3 separate regions of the Mus musculus genome follow, and all the other regions are linked to region 1. Evidence: chromatin loops called from intact Hi-C (ENCODE). Cell type or tissue: heart. All regions are shown on one strand. Links, peaks and the distances in the headings refer to the core of each region. The heading gives the core; the rest is flanking DNA.

Region 1 (7,817 bases), core at 1,346-5,345:
AGCATGCAGTATCTGTAGACACACACACACACACACACACACACACACACACACACACACACAGAGAGAGAGAGAGAGAGAGAGAGAGAGAGAGAGAGAGAGAGAGAGAGAGAGAGAGAGACTGAGATCTGAGATACAGGCAAGCAAGGTTCTGGAAGAGAACGGCTCAGAGATGGGAGGCAAGTGAGCCCTCTGAGCTGCCTGTGGACTTCTGGGCTGTGGGATGCCTTGCTCCTGTGGGTGGGCCTCCCAGGATCCAGAAAACACAACTCTACATCCAACTCTCCCCTGGTCTCCAGCTGCCTGGGGGCGGAATCCAACTATATCCCAGCTATAGTCTCCCACCTGCTGCATGGTGTGCCATGGCTTTCTAGGGGAGGGGAGTCCCCAGCCAGCAGGAACTCATCGGACACCACCAGTCATCTGCCACTGCTGTCTAGCCTTCTGGCTATAGTCCCTCTGACTGGTGCCAGTATTGGCTCTATCTCCCTAGCATCTGTTCTGGCTTCCCCAGATCTATGCCCATCTGGTATCTTCAGACAGAGTGCTAACTGGGACCCTGAACCTGGGACCACACACACAAACACAAACACACACACACACACACACACACACACACACACACACAATTTGGTGTCAGGGACATGTGTGGAACTTGGGACCTCCTGGAGGCCTAGGTGTTGCTGTGAGCTCAGGTTGGGCTGTGCAGGTGTCAGAGAGTTGGTCTTACTTCTGTTTCAACGGGTTGTTCCACTTAAACTCTTTTTCTTTCTTTCTTACTACCCGGGGCTTGCTGGCTCCCCCTCTGCTGGGTGGCCTTCACTTTATGACTCATCCGATGCCTGGCTGGATCTAGGGCTCAGAGCTTGGCTGAAGGAAGTCTCTGATATCTCAACAGAGGATATTCATCTTCTGTACTTTCCTCGATGCTTCAGTATCTTATGCTGCTCTGATTAGAGTGGCCCCAAATGGGGTTATTAGCTTATATGGTTATCGCCTCCATACATACACAGTCCCATGTGCACAGATACAGGAAATCATATTCAAGGATGATCCATGCAGCACAGTCTATAGTCTTACACTAACTACTGCTTCTCTGGTGCCTGGTCTGTCTGTAAGGAATGTCCTAGAATTAATTGTCCTTGTACAGAGAGTAGGCCAGACTATTGCGAAATGAAGAGATCATGTGGGGAGTCAACACCATTCTGACCTTAACTGGGAGGGGATGTGTATGTGCACATAGAAGACATTTTGGACAAGAGGTTGCCAGCCCCTTGGGGTCCGGTTAGCAGGGGATTATCCTTTCTAAGACCCCACTGTTCACCATCTCTGCAGTTCTGGGCTGTGAAGGGACTAAGCTCTGATCTGTTATTTGTACCCTCCCTACAGAGGAAGAAAACAGGGATCATAACGAAGAAGGGAAGGACAGAGGGAGAGGTTGGCTTCTGGTGAGGTGGCCCTGCCACAGCCATCAGGTCCTTCTGGAGGAGGATCAATGGGTCCCAGGGACTCCATCCCTTGAAGAGTAGCCCTCCCCTTCTCTTCCTCCCCAGCCTCTTAGCCCAGCCCTGCCTATTCACCCTGGAAGAGGGGCTTCCGTCTGGAGACTGTGTGGGCTCCTGCCTCATCTTCTTTACTCTGGCCAGAGTCTGTTTCTGTGGGAACCTCAAATGCCTCCATTTGCATGGCCAAGTGGGGACCTTGTCAGCACAGCTGGGCTGGGAGACTGACCACAAGGTTCAAGCTGGCAGCCCTGACCTCTAGCCACAGCCTGCAGCCGGGCTGCCCTCAGGGCCACGCTGTGCGTCATGTCCTAGCCTTGAGAACCCTATGCTCTGGATTTTCCTTGCTGTCTCACTCTCTTGTTACCTTCTGGGGGAGGGACAGGTATGCCCGACTCAAATGCCACTGTGCCTGACCCCAAGGTTCCTTACCCACTAACACTCCCTCCTAGGACCTTCAGAGCCTGCCAGAGTGAGACAAGTCAGAGTGCCAGGCTCTGCTTTTCCCAGCTGCCCAGGAGTGGACTTTACTGCAGTCACAGCACAAAACTCCAGTGTCCTCATCTTCGGGATGAGAAGTCAGCCCCCAAGGACTAGTGCCATCTGAGGACAGTAGGAAGGTTAGCCCTGATGAGCACTAGGGTGCCTGGAAATAGTAACTCACTTCTTAGAATCACTTTAAGTTTCTTTAAAGACATATTCAAGAATGGCCCTGGGCAGTGGGCCCCGAAATTCTTCTTATGGGATGAGTCACAGTGGGAGGACAGTGGGGATTCTCTGACAAGTGCCCTAGGGAGATTGCTTAGACCCTGGTCAGTGCTATGGTAAAGTATAAAGCATATTACCCAGTGAGGATCTTCTAAACACACCGCCAACTATGTAGTCAGGATAGCCCTTGTACCAGCGCTATGCAGATAGAGAAACTGAGGCTGTGAGCAGCGTGCCCAGAGACTGTCACAAAGCCTGTGCCCAAAGCAGCACGATATCCCCCAGGGTGCTCAAGGCTTGCTGAGTGCCACTTTGTACAGTTCTGGGCCACTCAGGTCCTAGAAGAGAGCCAAGCTAGACAGTCCTTGCCTTTGGTGGTTCACTCTACACTGATGGGGTAGCAGACACTTCCCGTGTCTGTGGCAGAAGGGGCTTCCAGGAGGCCCGTCTGGGCTAGGAAACCTGAGAAAGCTTCCTGGGGGCATATGGGCAGGCTGTACCTGGGAGGAGGAGGCAGAGGAGAAGTTGTGGGGAGGGGAGAGCAAGGGAGAGCAGCAGGGCAAGCAGAGACGTGGGCTCAGGAGCCTGGTCTCTGCTGCTGGGCACTGAAGGGCCCACGCTGGAGGGGGGTATAGTAAGGGCTCGCTGGCTGCTAAAATACGTAGGAACAGAGGGGTATAGGGACCAAGAGTAGTGCTGCATGAGAGGCGGCGGCACTCTTGCCTGGCAGAGGCTGTGGGACCCTTGCCTGGCGGAGGCGGCAGGACCCTCGCCTGAAGTAGGAGGCAGTTCCATAGAAACAAGATGAAGACAATGGGTGTGGACCCAACAGACTGTGGGGGCACTGGGAAGGCAGTTTTCTAGGACATGTGTCTCAGGGAGAGCGCGCATGTTCAGATTTGAGAAATGGGGAGAGAAAAGACCAAGGTATTGGTGGTGGGTGCTGAGGAACCTCGCAAGTGGCAAAAGCCGGGTGGCCGAGCCAAAGCCACGGGGCTCCTGAAGAATGCTGGGGCTGTGGAAAGTGTTGACAGGGTTGAGAGCAGGGATCTGGAGCCAGTGGGCTAGCTTAGCCTTTGGTCCTAAGCCCCACGGCCAGTGCTGGTAGGCACGAGATGCTGGTGTGTGGTTTGTCTTTGCTGCCGCCAGAGGGCAGCCGCCTCCCGCCAATACTCTGCTTTTAGTCTGTCCCAAGAGGCGGCCAAGGCTTCCTGAGATGCCTGGCAGCCTGTGTGGTAAAGAGAACTGAATAGTGTTTCAACATCTAGGCACCCTCCCCACTCCCACCCCCCAGCACACATGTCCTTTCTCCAGGTGATCCAATAGTTCTTCCCAGACCTGGGCTGGCTACGATGGGCGCCATCACACAGCAATTCTTAAACGTCAGCTGGGTCCTTTGTTAGCTCGAGGGCAGATTACGGGCCTGAGGCATGAGGGTGAGCTTGGAACAAGACCCATAATAAAGCTATCTTAACTTCCCCCACAGCGGGATCACTTGGGGCTGACTTGAAGCTGACCCTCACGCACACAGAACCGGCGGGAAGGAAGAGCTGTGCTTTAGAAAGCGTTAGTTACTCTTCTCCCTCATGTTCCCACATCTTTGCAGAGAGAGAAAATTCTTCTGCCCAACTAGCATACTCCACAGACCTAGAGCTACCAGCTGCCTTTGTAGAGCCCAGCTCTCCCCTATCCCTAAACCCAAGCCCACACCTAAGGATGGCCAGGTTCTTGTCTAGTTTCCTTGATTGTAACAGGTCTGAAGGGAGGCCATTCCATTCCCTTTGCTGAGGTCTGGTTGGTCTTTTGTTTCATTCCTAAGGGGTACAGGTACCCTGGATGTTTATAAACAGAGTGTTCTGTGGAACCCAGGCAGCCAGGTCTAGGTGGAGGACCTGAAGTGCTACCCTGCCCCAATTCTCTCCACCTACCCAGCATGGCTCTCAGCTCCCAGCTACCTCTACTCTCTACACAGCCAGCTTCTCCTCCAGGCCCTGCCTCCTGGCTCTCTGCGTTCCTATAGCTAGGTCCTCCTCTTAGCCTTCCTTCCTTCCTTCCTGGTGGAGCATCAGGACAGCTGAAAACCCTTCCCTCTCATGGAGGGGTGGAGTCTAAGTGTGTGTCCCGTGTCATTCCCCTCCCAACCCCAAGCAAATTGGCCACTGGCCTTGGAGACCCTTAGGAGGTGGGAAAATGACGGGAACTCTCCTCTCTCCTAAGCCCACTGTTTTCCCAGGGAGAAGCCCAACTAACCAGGGGAAGAAGGAGCCGTGGTAACAGCCTGGCTGCCCTAGCCCAGCCTCCAAGCCATTCCTACTGAGGACACAGTTGAAGCTTCACCTGCTTTGACCAGCAGCTACCCTGACCCATACCAGGATGGCAGTGCTATCTACTAGCGACCACGCCCACACACCCCAACAGCCAGTAGCAGTGTGGGCACTGGCCATGCAGAGGACCTTACTCACTGCTAGAAGTATAAATAAGAAGCAAGAGATGAGGGAGGTGTCTCTGGCCAGGCAAAGGCCAGTAAAGAAGCTGGAGGCAGGGCTAGTGTGGGCATGGGCTGGGACTTCCTGGAAGTCACACCCAGCCTTTTGTTTTTATCCTTTGCTCTGAGGCCTTCCTCAACTTTGCCCCATCTTTAAGGGTCCACCCTGGGGCCCCTTCTCCCAGGAACCTCCAGGGAAACTGTTGGGTCAGATCCTGGTTTCTGAGGCAGAGGTGGGACTTGATTAGATGATGTTTGAGAAGAGCTGCATCGCAGGCCGGAGGCCAGCACAGCTGCAAGGTCTGGGCCCTCATAGCATACAGGTGGACTTCATAGCCACAGGTGGACATTATAGCACACAGGTGGACTTCATAGCCACAGGTGGACATTATAGCACACAGGTGGACTTCATAGCCACAGGTGGACATTATAGCACACAGGTGGACATCATAGCACACAGGTGGACTTCATAGCCACAGGTGGACATTATAGCACAGGTGGACATCATACCACACAGGTGGACTTCATAGCCACAGGTGGACATTATAGCACAGGTGGACTTCATACCACACAGGTGGACTTCATAGCCACAGGTGAACATTATAGCACACAGGTGGACTTCATACCACACAGGTGGGCATTATAGCACACCCATCGACATTATAGCCACAGGTGGACATTATAGCCACAGGTGAACATCCTAGCACACAGGTGGACCTGGCCAGGGATCTGGAGCAGGCCCAGTTTGCCCGGCCTGCCCAATTATCCAGGGTGGGTTGTGTCCAGGGTGTCAGCCTCAGGAGCTCGGTGTTAGCACAGAGAGTAGTTGGGAGCCATAGCAGGTTCTAGAATAGAGGACCTATTCATCTGAAATTCTGTTCATCAAATAATTTCCCTTGACTGACAGCTGGGCCTCTGAATCACAACAAATCCATGCAAAGTGCTATTGCAAATAGTTTCCCCTGCTCTATAAAGGTTGCCCTCCCGGGGATAGGGACACAGTAGCTCCTTTATTCAGTCCAAGGTTACAGCAAAGAAACAAAAGCACATTGCATTTTCTCTGTCTTCTGTTCTTTTCCTTCCCAAGCAGCAGAGAAAGCTTTTGTGCTTACCTTCCTGAAGCTCTGAGGGGCTACAGGGCCTTGGCCTGCATCTGACCCCGGCCCCTGTTTAATTGGCCCCTGCAGGAGCCAGGCTGGCTAATTGGGCCGAGCCAGGACCACAGGGCTGGAGCCTGAATGGGCACAGAGGTTTGTAGAGCTTTCTGAAAGATGCCATCTAATTTCCTGCTCCTGTGCCCTGCCCCCAGGCCTTGCTCGGCTTTACCCAGCTTTCAAGGCTCCACTCTGGGTCCTCCTTCTCCAGAAAGAGCCTGTACCCTGTAAGCCAGCATCAGCTTTCCTCCAGCATGTGGCTCAGAGTCCTGCCTCTGCTGGTTGCAGTTTGGAGCTGACCTGACTGACCCTTGCCTTCAGGCCAGGGAGTCCAGGGCTGCTGTTCAGGGGGCTGTAGAGGGGACAGAGCTCTCCCCAAAGTGATTCTGATAACCCTATCACAAGGATCCTTCCCGTTGGTCACCTCCTTATTCCCCTGCTTTCAGAGAGAGGCTGCCTGTGATTGTACCCATGGGCCTTCTCTGATGCTGTCCGCTGACTGCCAGAAGCCCCGTCCTCTGTTTTCTTCCCCTCATCTGCCTTCTTCCTTCTCTGGGTTCTGAGTGTGGGCTCTAGTGGCCTGGGTTAGAACCGGGACCCCCATCAAAGGTTCCTGAGACCAGGATCAACTAGGAGTGGTGTCCTGGCCCTCCCCCACCTTACCTCCTACTCAGGCTGGCTCTGGGAATGCCTCTGCTGGTTGCCTGGCAACACACCCTTACACACCTGCAGCTTGAAGGAGCTGACCCATCATGAGAATCAATGGGTATGGGGGCAGACTTACAGAGCGGCTGTCAACTAGGCCCAGGGCAACCTTGGGAGCTGGAGGGGCTGGGTCTCCTGGCTCCCCCATCTGTGCAGATAGCAGCTCTGTTACCCAGTTTGGGTCCTCGGGGACTGTTGCTACAACAAGTGTCTGCTTGGTGACTGGGGCTAGCCCTGAAGCAAGCAGGAGGCAAACCATGGGGCCTCTTTCTTTTGAACTGAGGCGGGGGACCCTTGGATGGGGTGATAGAACAGGCTCACACATTGCCAGTGAATTGCAAGGAAATGACAGGCCTAGAGAGGGCCATGGGGGGGGGGGTGTCCTTCAGGACCTTAGGCTTCTGATACTGCTACTTAGAAACCTTCCCTATGCCCTGTCCTCCAGCTCTGTCTTGTCTGATTGTCCCCTTTGTCTGTCTCCTTCTTATGGCTCTTTCACCCACTGGTCTCGCCCTTTGTCTCCCTGAATCTCGCTGTACTGTCCTAGCCGTACCCAGGCCCCAGCAACCTAAGCTGGGCTCACCCTCCTCCCAACAGGCACAAGGCTCCACACCCCACCCGTGACCCCAGAGGCCTCCAGCTCTGTTTTCCTGACGGCCTGGGCAAATTCCTTTCCTTTTAGTTCAGTGCAGACATGGGTGGATGTTTTTGAAAGGAACTCTCTAGGAAGCAAAGGAAAACAAACCCAAACACCCCAACCCAGTACCTAGAAACGCAGGGTCCCAGAGGCAGGGCTCTCTACGGCAGCAGCCAGCCACGTGAGCTGCCTGAGCTGTACAACCCCCTCCTTGGGTCGATCGGGGAGGAGGGTGGTGGCTGTCACTTGTTAGCCTGTCTGTCCCAGGCATTCGTGGATTACAGCTTTTCATGATAGGACCCCATCAGCAACCAACAAGATGCCCTGGCAGTAACGGATGACGTAAAGATGTGGTGCTGGTTTAACAAATGCATAGATGACTGTAAGGATTCTCTGGAACCTCTGGGGTGGTGCAGAATAGTCTGAGTCAGACACCTCTCCTTCAGAATTGCTGTCCACAGGGGCCTCTGGCCCCTGTCAGTATTGCTGATGTAGGCTGGACTGGGGAAAGACTCACTTTTTCTGGTTTGCTGGCTTCATTTCACACACACACACACACACACACACACACACACACACACACACGTAGCTCATATTCACCGGTCCTAGTGAGACGGAAAGACTGG
Region 2 (7,817 bases), core at 2,346-6,345, 230 kb after region 1:
GGCCAACTCAATTGGATGAAACCTGGTCCTGTCACTAGAAGGTTTGCTTGGTGACAAGAGGTGGCAAGTATGGGTTCCATCTTCCTTGTTATCTAGAGACTTCATTAGAGTCGCCTTCATATATTATAGGAAGTTTCCACTGCACGTGTTTCCATACCACTCCTCAGGTGCCTTCAATTCTAGCTGTCTCTCCCCTTGCTCTCTTCTTCAGTACCATCTCTCTTGCCCCTTCCCACCTGATCCTCTCATTCTCTTCCCCTCAACCCCCTACTCCAGTCCACCCATAAAGTCTATTTTCCCGTCCCAGGGAATGTGTGTGTTCACCCTGGTCCCTTCCTCTATGCCTTACCTCTCTGAATTGTGACTTGGTTATCATTTATTTAATGACTAGTATCCAGATATAAGTAGATTCATACCTTATTTATCTTTCTGGGTCTGGTTACCTCACTGAGGATAATTTTTTTCTAGCTCCCTCCATTTGCCTGCAAACTTCATGATGTAATTTAAAAAGTTGTATTTACTTATTTTATTTGAGGGATGGGTTTCAAGACAGGGTGTCTCTGTAACAGCCCTGTTGTCTCTGAAACTCATTTGGTAAGACCAGGTTGACCTCAAACTCACAGAGACCCTCCTACCTTTGCCTCCTGAGTTCTGGGATGAAAGGCCAACAATGTCATATTTTTAAAGAGCTGAATAATTCTCCATTGTATAAATGTACCACATTTTCCTTATCTGTTCTGCTGTTGAGGGACATCTGGGTTGTTTCCAATTTCTGGCTATCATAAATAGAGCAACAGTGAACATCTCTTTTCTATGTTACCCCACTTTCCCACTGGGCCACGAGCTACCACTAAGCATTCAGCTGCCAGTGCCCTGCAGGGCTGCTTTACCCAAGGAACCCAGGTCTATTTCCGTGTTCATGCTCAGTCCCGTGGTAGCTGGCACAATAGCCTGGGAAGGTGTCTGCAGGAAAGATGAGCTCATAGCTTAAGAAGAACTGAAACCCCCTATTCTTTATGAACTTCAGATTAGTCTACCTGTTCTGGGAAATGGAAACTTCAGTGGGTGTCTGTGTAGATGTAGGTAAGGCCTACACCAACCAATTATTGTAACCTAAGTGGGCACCTCTCTAGGTGTGGTCAGCACACCAGAGGCATACCTCACAGGCTCTAGCATCCCTGGGCTAGGAAGACAGGGCAAAATGGGCAGTCCACATGGGAGGGAGCACAAAAGTACCTAAAGGGTCAGTCAGAAATCTTCCCTGAGACTGCCAGTGGGTAGAGCTCTAAAGAGGGAAAGACAGGACAAGGAGACACCCCATTAGAGCGCAAGTGGAAGAGACAGCCTCTAATTTGAGTAGATGGAATTGAAATGTGAGGGCTGTGTGTGGGGATTCCGAGCAGATAGAAATCATAGCTATTATTGTGCGCCTTCTATATCCTGGTGTGCACTGGCATGACATTTCTGTTTATCCTATCAAAATAACCCAGAAAAATGCTAATGGACCTTCCTTGATAATTGATATGTAAACATAATGTGGTACTTTGGTGTCATTTTTAAGTAGGTCTTTCTGTGTAGGTTTTTGTGTGTGTGCCTGTGTGTGCCTGTGTGTGTGTGTGTGTGTGTGTGTGTGTGTGTTGTATGGTAAGACTGGGTTCATAGCCCCAACTGACTAACAACTCAATGTGCATCCCAGACTGAGCCTCAACCCCCCATCCTGCAGTTTAAGAGGTTTCTGTACCCAGAAGAAAGAGCCTGGGATTGGTGGTAGTTTCTAGAGAAAGAAAGAAAAAAAAAATCTGTAGTTGGAGGAACAGTGGAGGAACAGAGAAGGGGGGGAGGAAATATAGGAAGTTGGGGGCTGGGGGCTTGAGGGCAGGCTGGAAAATATTTGCAGGCAGCCCCTCTCCCAGGCTCTAACCCTGTCAGCAGCAGGTTAAGTTGGCCACTGAGTCATTTGCATCCCAGCCTCCAGACCAAACTTTATACAGGAAAGTGGGGGGAGCGGGGGGAGGGGGGAGATTTCTTAGATGGGTGGAGACTGCAGGGAGACAGTGCCAGCTGCTTCTTGTGGCTACTTCTCAGTTCCTGTTTTGAGAGTCCAGTGGAGTCCCTCCACAACAGCAATTCTTTTTCAGTATTTTCAAAGCTGGAAGGAGACACCTGGTATCTGGCTAGGGTGAGGACAGAAAGAAAACCTCAGGGTGCTGAACAAGGAAAGGGGGTGGGGGAGGGAGTATAGATCCTACCAGCTCACTTCCTAGATGTGGAGACCGAGGCAGGTAGGCCCAGAGTGCTTGTTTCCCTGAGGGCTTGTAACAGAGCTGCTTTACTGTGTCTCCTGGCTACTATGCACGAGGGGATAAGGGTTATCTCAGAACCGAGTGTTTCAAGACCCTGAGGTTTCTGGTCCTGTCTGGCCTGACTCTATTGTAAAGGCTGGATAAAGACTTGGAGGTGGGACAGACAGAGACCCATCCTTTGGACCCAGACCCTCCATAGCACAAGAGAAGCAAGGGAGAGACAAAGAGACTGAGGCAGAGAGGGGAGACTGGATAGAGGGGAAGGAGACTGAAGAGCAGAGAGACTGAGGGGTCACCCCTCACAGTCTCCTGCTAGTAGGAGTTGGAACTCAGCCCACATTCATGGGATGTCTAGCAACGACCACTGTCTATCATTAATGGACACCAGCAGCTGCCTTTGAAAGTTAGCTTATTGAATAAAATGAAAAAAAGTCTTGTGACTGGAGAGATGGCTTAGTGGATAATTTCTGTCATACAATCACGAGGACAGGAATTTGAGTCTCCAGAGTCATTTAAAAACTGGGCAAGAGCCGGGCGGTGGTGGCGCACTTGGGAGGCAGAGGCAGGCAGATTTCTGAGTTTGAGGCCAGCCTGGTCTACAGAGTGAGCTCCAGGACAGCCAGGGCTGATTCGAAAAACCAAGGAAACAAACAAACAAACAAACAAACAAAAAACAAAAAAACTGGGCAAGTATGGGTGGAGACCATCTATAATTATAGAAACAGGATCCTTAGACCAGCCAGATTTGGCAAATTTCGGGCTCCGTGAATCCCTGCTTCAATAAATAAAGATTTAGGAAGACACCCAGTGTTGACTTCCATGTGTATGCATATGCTCAAGTATTTGCCCCCACATACATTCATATGCAAAAGAGTAATTTGAATGCGTTAAGAAAGGAAGGAAGGGGCTAGAGAGATGTCTTAGGGGGTAAGAGCACTGACTGCTCTTCCGAAGGTCCTGAGTTCAATTCCCTGCAACCACATGGTGGCTCACAACCACTTGTAATGAGATCTGGCGCCCTCTTCTGGTGTGTCTGAAGACAGCTACAGTGTACTCATATAAATAAAATAAATAAATCCTTAAAAAAAAAAAAAAAAAGTAAGGAAGGGGGCTGGTGAGATGGCTCAGTGGGTAAGAGCACCCGACTGCGCTTCCGAAGGTCTGGAGTTCAAATCCCAGCAACCACATGGTGGCTCACAACCATCCGTAATGAGATCTGACTCCCAATTTTGGAGTGTCTGAAGGCAGCTACAGTGTACTTACATATAAATAAATAAATCCTTAAAAAAAAAAAGGAAGGAAGGAAGGGCTGGGTGATGGTGGTGCACACTTTTAATCCCAGCACTTTGGAGGCAGAGACAGAGGCAGGCAGATTTCTGAGTTCGAGGCCAGCCTGGTCTACAGAGTTAGTTCCAGGACAGCCAGGGCTATACAGAGAAACCCTGTCTCAGAAAAGAGAAGAGAAGAGAAGAGAAGAGAAGAGAAGAGAAGAGAAGAGAAGAGAAGAGAAGAGAAGAGAAGAGAAGAGAAGAGAAGAGAAAAAGGGGGACAGAGAAGTACGGAGGTAGCACAGAAGAAAAATGAAGGAGGAGGAAGAGAACAGGAACAGGGCAGCGGAGGAAAGGGCAGACTGTGGACAGGAGCAGGAGCCTAGAAGTGGGAGGAGCCAGGTGCTCTCAGAGTTGCTCTAGAGGCACAGCTGTCCGCACACAGACTGTATCCTACCTTTGACTTTGTAGCTGGGAACGAGAAAACTGGCCTTGTAGCATCTAACTGGCTTTAGACCCTGTGGGTACCCAAACCACTAGGCTTGCAACGGAGATGAAAATAAAGCATTCTAGTGCTTTATTCTAGCATTCAGATCTCGTTACGGATGGTTGTGAGCCACCATGTGGCTGCTGGGATTTGAACTCCAGACCTTCGGAAGAGCAGTTGGGTGCTCTTACCCACTGAACTGAGCCATCTCACCAGCCTTCCTTCCTTCCTTCCTTTTTTTTTTTTTTTTTTTAAGATTTATTTATTTTATTTATATGAGTACACTGTAGCTGTCTTCAGACACACCAGAAGAGGGCACCAGATCTCATTACAGGTGGTTGTGAGCCACCATGTGGTTTCTGGGAGGGACTAGAGTCACCTAGAAGAGAAAAAACTAGGGAGGGACACCCAGAGGTCCCCCTGCCTTCTGCTTTAGGGTCTGATTGCCAAAGGAAACCTGAAGAAACCAGTCTTCGTGTGTGTCGCCATCTAGTGGTGCCTGGGTAACAACATATTTTCTTTTCGATCGGCTTTGGAGGATCAAGGTTTTAAGGATAAAGAGGCACTCCTGTGCCAGGAAGATGTAGGAACACAGGAGAGTTAACCTGTTAACCTTCCCATCTTTTTTTTTTTTTTTTTTTTTTTTTTGAGACAGGGTTTCTCTGTGTAGCCCTGGCTGTGATGGAATTCACTTTGTAGACCAGGCTGACCTCGAACTCAGAAATCTGCCTGCCTGCCTCTGCCTCCCAAGTGCTAGGATTAAAGGCGTGCGTCACCACCGCCCGGCTACTTCCCATCTTAATACCAAACAAACCTCCCTGCTATACATGGACCTGGATGGGTTTGGTGGGGCTGAGGGTAAAAAGGGAAGTGACCAGGAAGGAGGCTAGCCAGGAGATATTGGGCACTGCTGACTAGTACAACTGCAGGTTGTGGATTAAATCTGAGAAGTGGGCTATTTATAACAAAGACCATATCCCTATGTATTGTGAGGATTTCTCCACCAAATGTAACAACCTAGAAGACAATACAATGTGATTGTCATAGGGTTTTCTGTGGGAGTGATCAGGCTAAGAGCAGTTCTCAGCCTCCTTACGTTCTCCCTCCTCTCCTGATGTGTTCACAGAGTTTTAAAAGAATCTTCTAATCCTACAAATCATTTCCAAATACAGCGCAACTCGGGATTGCTACATTTAATAATGAAAGACGCTGACATGAAATTAATGACATACATTAATAATGGATGACATTTTATAAACACTTGATTAAATATTAATTAACTTGTATTATTCTTTAGTTTTTCCATTTTACAATCAAATCTTTATCTTAGGTTTTAACTATTTATTTGTGTCCCTGACATCCCCAAGCGCTCTGTGCATGTCCCCGGGGGAGGATCCCTTCCGAAAGCCATGAAAAATAAAAGTGAGGCAGATTATAGTTGTGTATGCCTTTAATTCCAGCACTCAGGAGACAGAAGCAGATGATTCTCAGATTTGTGAGGCCAGCCTGGTTTACATAGCAAGTTCTAGGCTATCCAGAGCTATGTGGTGAGACCCAGTCTAAGTAAAAGTCTCGGGAATAAAAGTGGCTGAGCAGTTAAGAGTGCTTACAACTTGTAAAGAACCTGGTTTGGTTCCCCAGCAACCACATGGCAACACACAACTGCCTATGAGCTCCTATCCCAGCGGCTCTGACACCCTCTCTAGCCTCCTGGGCTCCTGCCTGCATTTGATGTCCACAGACGTGCACATATAAGCATCACATAAAAATAAATAAATCTTTAAAGGTAAAAATAAGAAAAAATAAAAGTAGATACCAGATGAGAACAGCTTGGTGCCTGGTGTACTCTTAAGCACCCCATAAAAAGCAGTTGTTTCATTAAACATATCCAGGGCACATTCATTCACTCAGTCGTTCACTACCCGTTTGGGCAGATGGCTGGGCAAACTGCTGTGATTTTGCTAAATGGATACGAGGAGCCTGTCAGATGCCCTTCCAAAGAACTCTGCTGATGTCCACGGAATGGTGCTGCTGTCAGCTTGGTCAGAAAACCTCTCTTTACACTGGTCAGGAGTGCACTGGTCAGGAGTGACTGTACAGACTGATGGTTGGTCAAAGTGCAGAAAATAAAGTGACCGCTGAACGCTCCGCCATACATGGAACAATAAAATCATCCCCCTTCTGCCGGGCAGTGGTGGCGCACGCCTTTAATCCCAGCACTTGGGAGGCAGAGGCAGGAGGATTTCTGAGTTCGAGGCCAGCCTGGTCTCCAGAGTGAGTTACAGGTCAGCCAGAGCTACACAGAGAAACCATGTCTCGAAAAAAAAAAAAATCATCCCTATTCAATGCTCAGGGAACTTCCAGGAAGAAGGGCTTGGAAGGATGCGAGTGCTGGAGGAGGGGTAAAGTGAGACGTGGGACAATCACTTGTTGTGGTGTCAGGGCTTCTTCGCAAGCTTGAACACACAGCAGCATGATCACCTGTCAGCACCCTGTCATGGGAGAGGAAGGGACTCATGGGACCCTACTTTTTACTTACCGTCTTATAAATAACTCTGAGGTAACCTAACCTTATTCTCTGTTTGTTCACACACATACTCTCACACACACATGCACACACACACACACACACACACACACACACACACACACACACGAAAGTGAAAGGAGTGTTAGTTCTGAAAACCAGAAAGATTAGAGGAAGTGGGAACAGGACAAGAGGGTAATGGAGGGTGACTGTGATTGAAGTACTCTATTTATATATATGAAAGTGTCATAGTGAAACTCAGGTTTTTTTTTTTTGGTTGTTTGTTTTTTTTTTTCAAGACAGGGATTATTTATTTATTTATTTAGGTTTTTCGAGACAGGGTTTCTCTGTGTAGCCCTGGCTGTCCTGGAAGTCACTTTGTAGACCAGGCTGGCCTCGAACTCAGAAATTCACCTGCCTCTGCCTCCCAAGTGCTGGGATTAAAGGCCTGCGTCACCACACCCAGCGAAACTCACTATTTTTAATTAGTTTATACTTTAAAAAATGAAATGTTTTACTAGGCACTGACTTTTGCTAGGTAAGGCAGTTTTAGTGCTCTAGGTGGCACTGTTAAAACAGTGAACCAACTCAACTAAAATGTAAATCCTGTGGAAGTTTCCTTGTAGCTGGGAAAAGTAGACATGAATAGTATTAAAGGCTGAGCGTAGCCGGGCGTGGTGGCACACGCCTTTAATCCCAGCACTCAGGAGGCAGAGGCAGGCAGATTTCTGCGTTCGAGGCCAGCCTGGTCTACAGAGTGAGTTCCAGGACAGCCAGGGCTACACAGAGAAACCCTGTCATTAAAACCAAAAAAAAAAAAAAAAAAAAAAGGCTGAGTGTGTCCTGGAAGAGGGCCTGGTGCATTTCAGAGCAGCAGGGACTATGCAGAGTTAGACTGGAAAGAGGCAGAAAGTGGTAGGTGAGGCTGGAGGGGAAATGGGACAAGGTCAGGGGAGCATGGGAGGCCCCAGGGTGTTTCCTGGGGGGGGGTTCTGAAAATGCTCTGGGGAGAACAAAAAACAAAATGTAGCCGGCAGTGGTGGCACAAGCCTTTAATCCCAGCACTTTGGAGGCAGGGGCAGGCGGATTTCTAAGTTCAAGGCCAGCCTGGTCTACAAAGTGAGTTTCAGGACAGACAGGGCTACCAGAGAAACCCTGTCTTGAAAAAAACAAAAACAAAACCCAATATGTAAAGTAGAACTCTGCCCCACAGCCTGAGCTTTTGTCCAGGA
Region 3 (7,817 bases), core at 2,346-6,345, 330 kb after region 1:
CATTTTATATCAACTTGACACAACCTAGAGTCATTGTAGCAGAAGGAACCTTGATTGAGAAAATACCCCCACCAGATTAACCCATGGGTAAGCCTGTCACTAATCTGCTTGACTTGTGATAGATATGGAGGGCCCAGCTCACGGTGGGAGGTGCTGCCTCTGGGTCGGTCCCAGCTGCTATAAAGAAAGCAGATTGAGCAAGGTGTGAGGAGCAAGCTAGTAAGCAGCACTCCTCCATGGCCTCTGCATCAGCTCCTGCCTCCGGGTTCCTGCCCTGACTTCCCTCAGTGATGGGCTGCAATGTAGAGTTGTAAGCTATGGAATGAGGTCCCTCCTCCACAAGTTGCTTTTGAGTATGGTGTGTCGTCCCAACAGTGATAGCCCTAACACTAAAATAGCCCCTCAGGCAGCTGGTACGGTCAGATGGAAGGTTCTGGGATGAGGGAGCCAGGATTAGGAAAGAGATAGGTGTTTGAAATGTCAGCAGATACACCTGCAGGACTGTTGAACCTGAGGACAGGAGAAGCCCATACCGGGCACTGGGAACAGATGTTGACAGGGCAGAGAGGTAGAACCTAGACTCAGGAGGCCATTCAGCCATGGGGTTTGGGGGTAGCAGTTGGTGATGTGAGGACTAGGCCCTTCACGGGTAGGTTGTGTAGGGAAGGGTGGGGTTGGGAGTAAGGTGATAAGGGAAAGTAGGACAAACTTCTGCCTGCCACTTATTTGTTCAATGGAACTGGAGCGGACGTGCTAGCTTAAACCTGGCTACATCTACTGCGTGTGGGTCCCATGCAGGAAGCATCAGGGGGTCTTCTAAGAATAGGGAATCCATTTGAAGAAGAGACCTGAGTCTTTAGGCTGAGAGGGCACCCCACCCCGCACCCCATGCCACCTGAAGCCCCAACAACTCTCCACTGAAAGAGGGTCTGGAAAGCTCTACCTCCTGTTGCTGTCCACCATGAGCCGCTCATCCCGTGAACTCTGCCACGAGTAGTAGCCTGTGAGGAACTTCCAGGCTTCTGTCCTCACGAAGGGGTGTAGTCCCTGGTCATGGAGGTCATGAACTCTCAAGACGAATATTCAGAGGGCTTTGCCCAGTGCCCTGCCTGATCCCTGCCCTCTGGGCCACCCCCTAGTGCCAGGGTGTGGCTGAGGGTAGCCCAGGGACCATACCCTTTCCAGGATGTTAATGCAAATGAAGTCTCGTGACTTGGCCAAGTGACCATTCTCATCGAAGAAGCTGTCCCATTCTGCCTTGTCAATGGGGGGGTTTCTCTTCTCCTGGTAAGAACAACCAGATTAGTCCTCCGCTGGAGTCTGTGGGCTTCCCTTCTAATGCAAGGTGGTTTTCAAGTGCTAGGCTCTGACTCCGTTCTAGAATGCTCTATCCAAAGGAAATTGCTGAAAATAAGTGGGGAACGAAAATCCAGGAAGGACAGTAATGTTCACCCAAATGAAAAATGTAAGTACTCCGAATCTCTGCAATAAGGGAATCATTAAGTAAGCCATGTCTTATATATACTGTGGGATATACTGGGATACCGTGAGGCATATAAAATGTCATGTTGACAAGGCATGAACAATAATCCGGAAACATTCAAATGTTAACAGGAAAAAAAAAGCAGAGTACACAGTTTAAAACCAGACATTCTCCCTACACACCAGTACCACCTCTCCGTGTAGTCTGTGTGGTCTGACAGTAGCACTGTCCGTCTACACTCGGGGTCTCTAGTCCAGCCGGATCAGTGTTCACAGTAATACCTCTTGTATACTGTGTCTGTTACATAGTATAAGAACTGTAATACATAAGCTCATATGCATTTTTTACAAAAGACTGAAGGTTGGGCACAGTGGCACATGCCTGTAACCCCACCCAGCACCTGGGAAACAGGTGAATCTCTCAGATTAAGGACATCATGGCCTACATAGGAAGTTCCAAGCCGTATGAAGCTACATAGTGAGACCCTACCTCAAGAACAAGAGCAACTAAATAAATAATAGTAAAAATACTGAAGAAAATGCAAGAAAACGTTCTCTATTGAGAACAACAGTGGGACTTGAGAGATGGCATCAGTTAAGAGCACCGGCTGCTGTCCCAGAGGACCCTGGTTCAATTCCTAGCACCCAGATGGCAGCTCACAACCAGATGTAACTCCAGTTCCAGGACACCTGATGCCCTTTTCTGGCCTCCTTGGCACCAAACACATGTGTGGGGCACAGATGTCCATGCAGCCAGGACACCCATATGCATAAAATTTAAAGAAAAAAAAATTAGTCATTGAGGTTAGGGATGTCGCTCAGTTGGTCGAGTGCTCACTTAGCACACTGGATGCTCCAGGTTTGATCCCCAGAACCACATGCCTGGTTCGATTCCACACACCTGTGGAGGCAGGAGGACCAGAAGTTCAAGGTTACTCTCAGCTATGCAGTGAGCTTGAGGCCAACCTGGGATGCATCAGACCCAGTCTCAAAAGCAAACCAAAAAGCTACCGGGACTCTCTTGAAAGTTAAGGAGTGTAAACATCTCTTTTTCCTTTTTTAATCGTATTTTATGTTTTACTTTGACTGTGCTGCTTTGATAATAGAAAGATTAAGATAAACACCAAGTAAACAATTCATGTGCTCTATTTTATCTTCCTTGAAAATATAAAGCAGCCGGTCGCAGGAATATTCATGTGAGGAGATGCACGCACGCCTGGCCCGCGTGTGGTAGGCACACTTGTGTGCCACACACTTGCGTATGAGTGGTAAGGGATAGTGTCTGAAAAGCATTTACAAAATAGCAACTAAGGGTGCAAAAATGTCCCTCTCCCCAGGCTGAAGAGAGGAGGCTCTTGAAGTACCACACTGCAGAGAGACCTGAGCTGCTGGACAGAATCCACCCGCGCTGGCCAGAGCTGCCCCCATCTCTCTCTTAATACCTGAATGTGTAGACACGGGACTCTAAATGAAAAATGTATTGAAATCACTGGAGGGTCTTCTGGTTCTGAAAGTTTGGGGAAACAGCCTACAGAGACGAGTTCCTAACAGTTTCCTGGATGGCTGAGGCTGGAGTGAGGAGCCAGGGGTCAGGAAGTAGGGAAACATTTGACTTTAAAAGCCACAGTGAGCCATTGACTACAGGCAGGTCAGTTTCCCTATCTGCAGGTCAGGTGGGCTACGAGCTCCCTTTGTTTGTCAGTGGTGTGTGTGTGTGTGTGTGTGTGTGTGTGATATGCGTGTGTGCACATATTATGAGTACACATGAAGGCCTGAGATTGATGCTGGGAATCACCTTTGATTGCCTGCTTGACCTTACTCAATGAGGCAAGGTCTCTCAACCAAACTTAGAGCTCACTGATATGGCTAAATTCCCCTAGTCAGTTTGCCCCTGGCATCCTCTTATCTCTGCCTTCTGGGACTGGGATTATAGGGGAATGACCATACCCACCCAACATTTCACATGGGTTCTGGGATTCAAACTCTGTCGTCATGTTTACAAGAAAAGAACTTCAGTGCTGAGCCATCTCCCTAGACCGAACATCCCTCTTTAATAACTCACACACGCTTTATCTGCTGGATCAACCCTGAGAAACGGGGCACTAGGAGTTACAGGTAACTTTGAGAAGTAAGGTCTCCTTGATGCTGGCAATCAGCTCCACGTTTGGGCCTTCACGAATCGATGAGGAGGACTGGTCAGCCTGCTTGCCTGAGTCTGGAGAGCAGCTGACTGGATTTGAAGTCTCCAAGATCTATTTCTCACTCATCAAATGATAATAGCCTGATCACATCCCATCTCAAAGGGCTGGGATGAGAAGGAGTGACTATAAACAAAGCATTTACAATACCATCTGTACACATCGACTGCTGTGTGGCAGCTTATTCATTATTATTAGTATTAGCCTTCTCTAAATTTGGAGAATGGGAGAAATATAGAAAAAAAATCCAAAGCTTGGTGATCATCTGCAATAAACGTGTAACGTTTAAACCCCAAGTGCTCGTTTTGCATTTCTATATATCGCCCTATTAATCACATGACAAATGGGTCTTGAGATTTGTTAAGGTCATTGTAATTAGTTATGATTTTGAAAAATAGTGCGTGGAAAATTTTCATGACTCAGGTGGACCGGAATAGTTTATTAACTGGGCTTGGGACCTAGTAACAGAAGCACTACTGCCACCTGGTGGCAACATACCAGAATTGTTGGCAAAAGCACCAAAGAAAAACAGTGAGAGGCTGCAACTCTAAAACTCAAAAAATTTAGAATGACACAGTTGGGGAGGAAGCCATACTGAGTTCTAAGTCCTGCCCCCCCCGCCAATAAGGTAAAAAGGGATGTAGATGTCTAACCTGTGGCTGCTGTTGAAGGTAAGCGGCCCTTGCTCTCCGTTCCATGGCCAGCCTTCCCATTCAGCAGGGACAAAGAGTCCCGCTATAAACCGGACTATGGGAGGCAGGCACTTGGGACTGATGAAGAACATGTCAGGTGTGGTGGCATAAGCTTATAATCTCAGCACTCAGAAAGCTGAGGCAAAAGGATCACAAGTTCAAGGCCAGCCTGGGCAGCACAGAGACACCTTCTCTCAAATCAAATCAAAGAACATACCAGAATGAAGGTGGCTGATCGCCTGGCAGAGAGGCTGTTTTCTGGAGAAAGGGTAGTCATGTTCCCCTCTTGTTGCCTTGGGAGTGGCCTGTGTCCAGCTCTTCCCTAGTGATCAGGGAACCAGGGAAAGGGGACTTCCTTTTAAGAGATGAACTGGACCTCTCTTGATTCCCTACATTTGAACAAATCCAGCTAGATGTGTGTCACAAGGCCCTGGAACTGCCATCACAATGACCTTGGAACACACACAGAAGCCAAGGAAGTAAATCTACAGACCACCCCCCTCTCCAGATTACAGTGTACACAGGCTATGTGTCAGAGGTTGAGTTAATGGATCCAGTGGGCTGGCTAGCTGGGGCGGACTTCCTGGAGGAGGTGAGCTACAACTTCCTATTTCTGGCTGTTGTTTTACCAGACCAGTACCAGAGCTCATAATACTACAGTTAGAGCCTCAGGTTTAGGGATGATTTTCCAAAACACCAAATCAGTATATCTGATCTGGAGACCAAGAGTAGGTTTATGTAAGACTACATAGGAGGCCACAATTTAGCATTTGAATAGTGGTTCCTGGTGTGTGTGTGTGTGTGTGTGAGATTCTCTACCTTATTTTTGAAACAGGGTTTCTCACTCAACCTGGCTAGACTGGTTGGTCAAGGATCCACCTGTTTCTGTCCCCAGCACTGAGGCTACAGATGTGTACATCTGTATGCATGGCTTTTTACAGGGTGACTGGAGATCCACACTCAGGTAGTCATGTTTGCATGGCAAACACTTTGTCCACTGAGCCAACTCCCCAACCCTCTGCTTTAGTTACCTATATACCCAGAGCAAGGTCTTGGGCAAACTAAGACAGTAGATTTGAGCACCAACTGGATGAATAACTTAATGAAATAACTGAAGCTGCAGGGTGTAGGGGTGCACGCCTTTAATGCCAGGACTCAGGGGGCAGAGACAGCAGATCTCTGTGAGTTCAAGGCCAGCCTGGTTTACAGAGTGAGTTCTAGAACAGTCAAGGCTAAATAGTGAGACCCTGTCTTGAAGAAAACAGACAAGTAGAGTAACTGCCATCCTCTCCCACCCCTTTCTGTACCTTGTACCTGTCTCTCTCCCTCCTACCCTGATTTCCATTACACCAGGGTCAATGTCAGATTATTTTGTGCTCAGTCTTCTAGTGCCCCGCCCCCAGCTTCCTGATGTCTGGTAGGTGTTGCTGTTAAACAGACCTGAGAAAGCGGCGACTCTTGGCTCCAGAGTCACGGTCTCTACCTCCAGCCTTACGTGCCTTTCCACTCAGGTCTGTCCTGGCTGGAAAGCATCTTTAGTCATTACACAAACCAAACTGCAGTCAGGAGCTCCAAGGTGGAACTTGGAGTCTGACCTCAAATCTGAAATCTACCAATCCCCCGGACTCCCCAGCCATGAAATCAGAACACAGCCAATCTCTGCCTTCGTAACTTTATTAACTGAGCTGTCCATATGGAAGTCTTGCGTAGACACAGTTCACGGTTTCATTGTCTGATAGTGTTCTGCTGGCTGGAGGCACTGCAGAAATCTCTGACAGCCCGGTAGCACCTGTCTTTTGCCTCCCTCTGTTTCCCCATCCAAATACGGGAAGATACTGAGAGCCTTTGCGCCTTGGCCTGCTGTCCCAGTCTCGGCAGAGCTGGAGGGGTGGGCAGCACCCATAGGCACTGAGTGGAATAGGAATCCACTCCACACACCTCAGAGCAGCTTCATTTGGAGGTCTGTGAGGTTTCCAAGTCAAACGTGGGAAGCAGGAGACACCACGTGGGTGTTCCTCACCGTGGATGACAGGGGCTGATGACGGATGCCTCTGTTCCTCCACATTAGTAATGCACCTTGTGGAGAATTAACTGCAAGCTTCTCGAAGTGAGGAGGATTGGCCAGAGAGGAGTAGGAACAATCTGATTGCTGAATGCAACTTGGTTTCTAAACCGAGTGTGGTGCACGTAGATCATCTGCTGAACTTCCTTTAACCTTCAGCTCCCTGGGTACAAATGCTGGGTCATAACTCTGCTCCAAATTAGCCAGCCCCGGCTACTCGTATTACTGCAGCCTCATAGAAACGATACAGAGGCTTAATATTCAAGCAATTCAAGGAACTCCACAGAGCACGAAGGGCCTGAATCTGACCCACATATTTTCAGATACTCTTTAAGAAATGGATTTATTTGTGTGTATGAGTGTATGTTCATGCGTGTGTGTGTGTGTGTGTGTGTGTGTGTGTGTGCACAATTGTGTACTGTACTGGCTGGTTTTGTGTGTTAACTTGACACAGGCTGGAGTTATCACAGAGAAAGGAGGAAATGCCTCCATGAGATCCAGCTGTGAGGCATTTTCTCAGTTGGTGATCCAGGGGAGAGGGCCCATTGTGGGTGGTCCTGGGTTCTATATGAAAGCAAGCTGAGCAAGACCGCGGAAGCAAGCCAGTAAGCAGCATCCCTCCATGACCTCTGCATCAGCTCCTGCTTGATTTCCAGTCCTGACTGCCTTGGGTAATGAGCAGCAATGTGGAAAGTGTAAGCTGAGTAAGCCCTTTCCTCCCCAGCTTGCTTCTTGGTCATGATGTTTGTGCAGGAATGGAGACCCTGACTAAGACATGTGCGTGTGCTCAGAGTCCAGGACGAGGCATTGGATGTCCCCCTCGAAGGAAGCTTCTCATCTTAAACCTGGGGCCCCCTCTTTCCCCACTAGCCTAAAAGCCAGCAAGCCCCAACTACTCTGTCTCCTCCTCTTCTACTTCAGAGCTGGGGTTACGGGTTTGTGCCAGATGCCCAGTTTGTTACATAGGTGCTGGCATCCAAATTCCTGTCTTCATGATTGTGCAGTAAACACTCAACCCTGAGCCATCTCTCCGGTCTCATTTGCAGATTCTTACCAGCACTTTATGTCTCCTGGGTCTCCTGGAGCTAAAGAGTCCCTGCTTCCACTTGTGTATATAATTGCCAAAGAGTTTGGACGCCAGTTTATTACTTTCCCTTTATGCATCTCTGTCTCTCTCTGTCTCTCGCTCTCTGTCTGTCTGTCTGTCTCTCTCTGTTTCTCTCTCCAGATTTCTGCTTTAAGTATCTATGCATAGAGATGCTTCAGGGCATGAGAGCCGTAGGTTCTGGACTGGCATGCTTGGGATTAGCATTACAGAAGGCCACCTGGGCCATCTTTGCCCTTAGGAATCTGGCTGTTAGCTGATGGGCTGCGTTGGTGAGG

What was found. A loop is a pair of places that touch in the nucleus more often than their neighbours do. Peaks named below come from ENCODE experiments on the same cell type or tissue, not always from the same donor. Only the 100,000 strongest peaks of a DNase experiment are listed, where the experiment ranks them.
Region 2: a loop joins it to region 1, with 4 times the contacts of the local background. A loop is called at or near these places in 4 of 42 quality-filtered maps.
Region 3: it touches region 1 in a loop (7-fold over the local background); 8 of 42 quality-filtered maps call a loop at or near these places.

What each region holds. Positions count from the first base shown.
Region 1 is chr9:58,035,331-58,043,147 of GRCm38, forward strand. All of the region lies in intron 11 of Ccdc33 (coiled-coil domain containing 33), which reads right to left. The region is part of intron 4 of Gm16130 (predicted gene 16130); the gene reads left to right. Among named protein-coding and RNA genes, the nearest start is that of Gm16130, 7.0 kb to the left of the region's middle. In heart, for the core only: no CTCF peak of the experiment used is centred there; a DNase peak (open chromatin) is centred at 3,371; H3K27me3 peaks cover 3,061 bases.
Region 2 is chr9:58,264,608-58,272,424 of GRCm38, forward strand. No RefSeq gene overlaps it. Among named protein-coding and RNA genes, the nearest start is that of Stoml1, 15 kb to the left of the region's middle. In heart, for the core only: CTCF peaks have their summits at 3,308 (motif pointing left) and 4,543 (motif pointing left); a DNase peak (open chromatin) is centred at 4,519; H3K27ac peaks cover 278 bases.
Region 3 is chr9:58,365,677-58,373,493 of GRCm38, forward strand. Tbc1d21 (TBC1 domain family, member 21) reads right to left here and starts at 4,779. Exons shown (of 11, transcript NM_028854.4): 1 at 4,590-4,779; 2 at 1,177-1,284; 3 at 944-1,047. The coding sequence starts at 4,649. It overlaps 1700072B07Rik (RIKEN cDNA 1700072B07 gene), which reads left to right and starts at 4,828. Exons shown (of 3, transcript NR_040727.1): 1 at 4,828-4,964. In heart, for the core only: CTCF peaks have their summits at 4,172 (motif pointing left) and 4,378; a DNase peak (open chromatin) is centred at 4,253.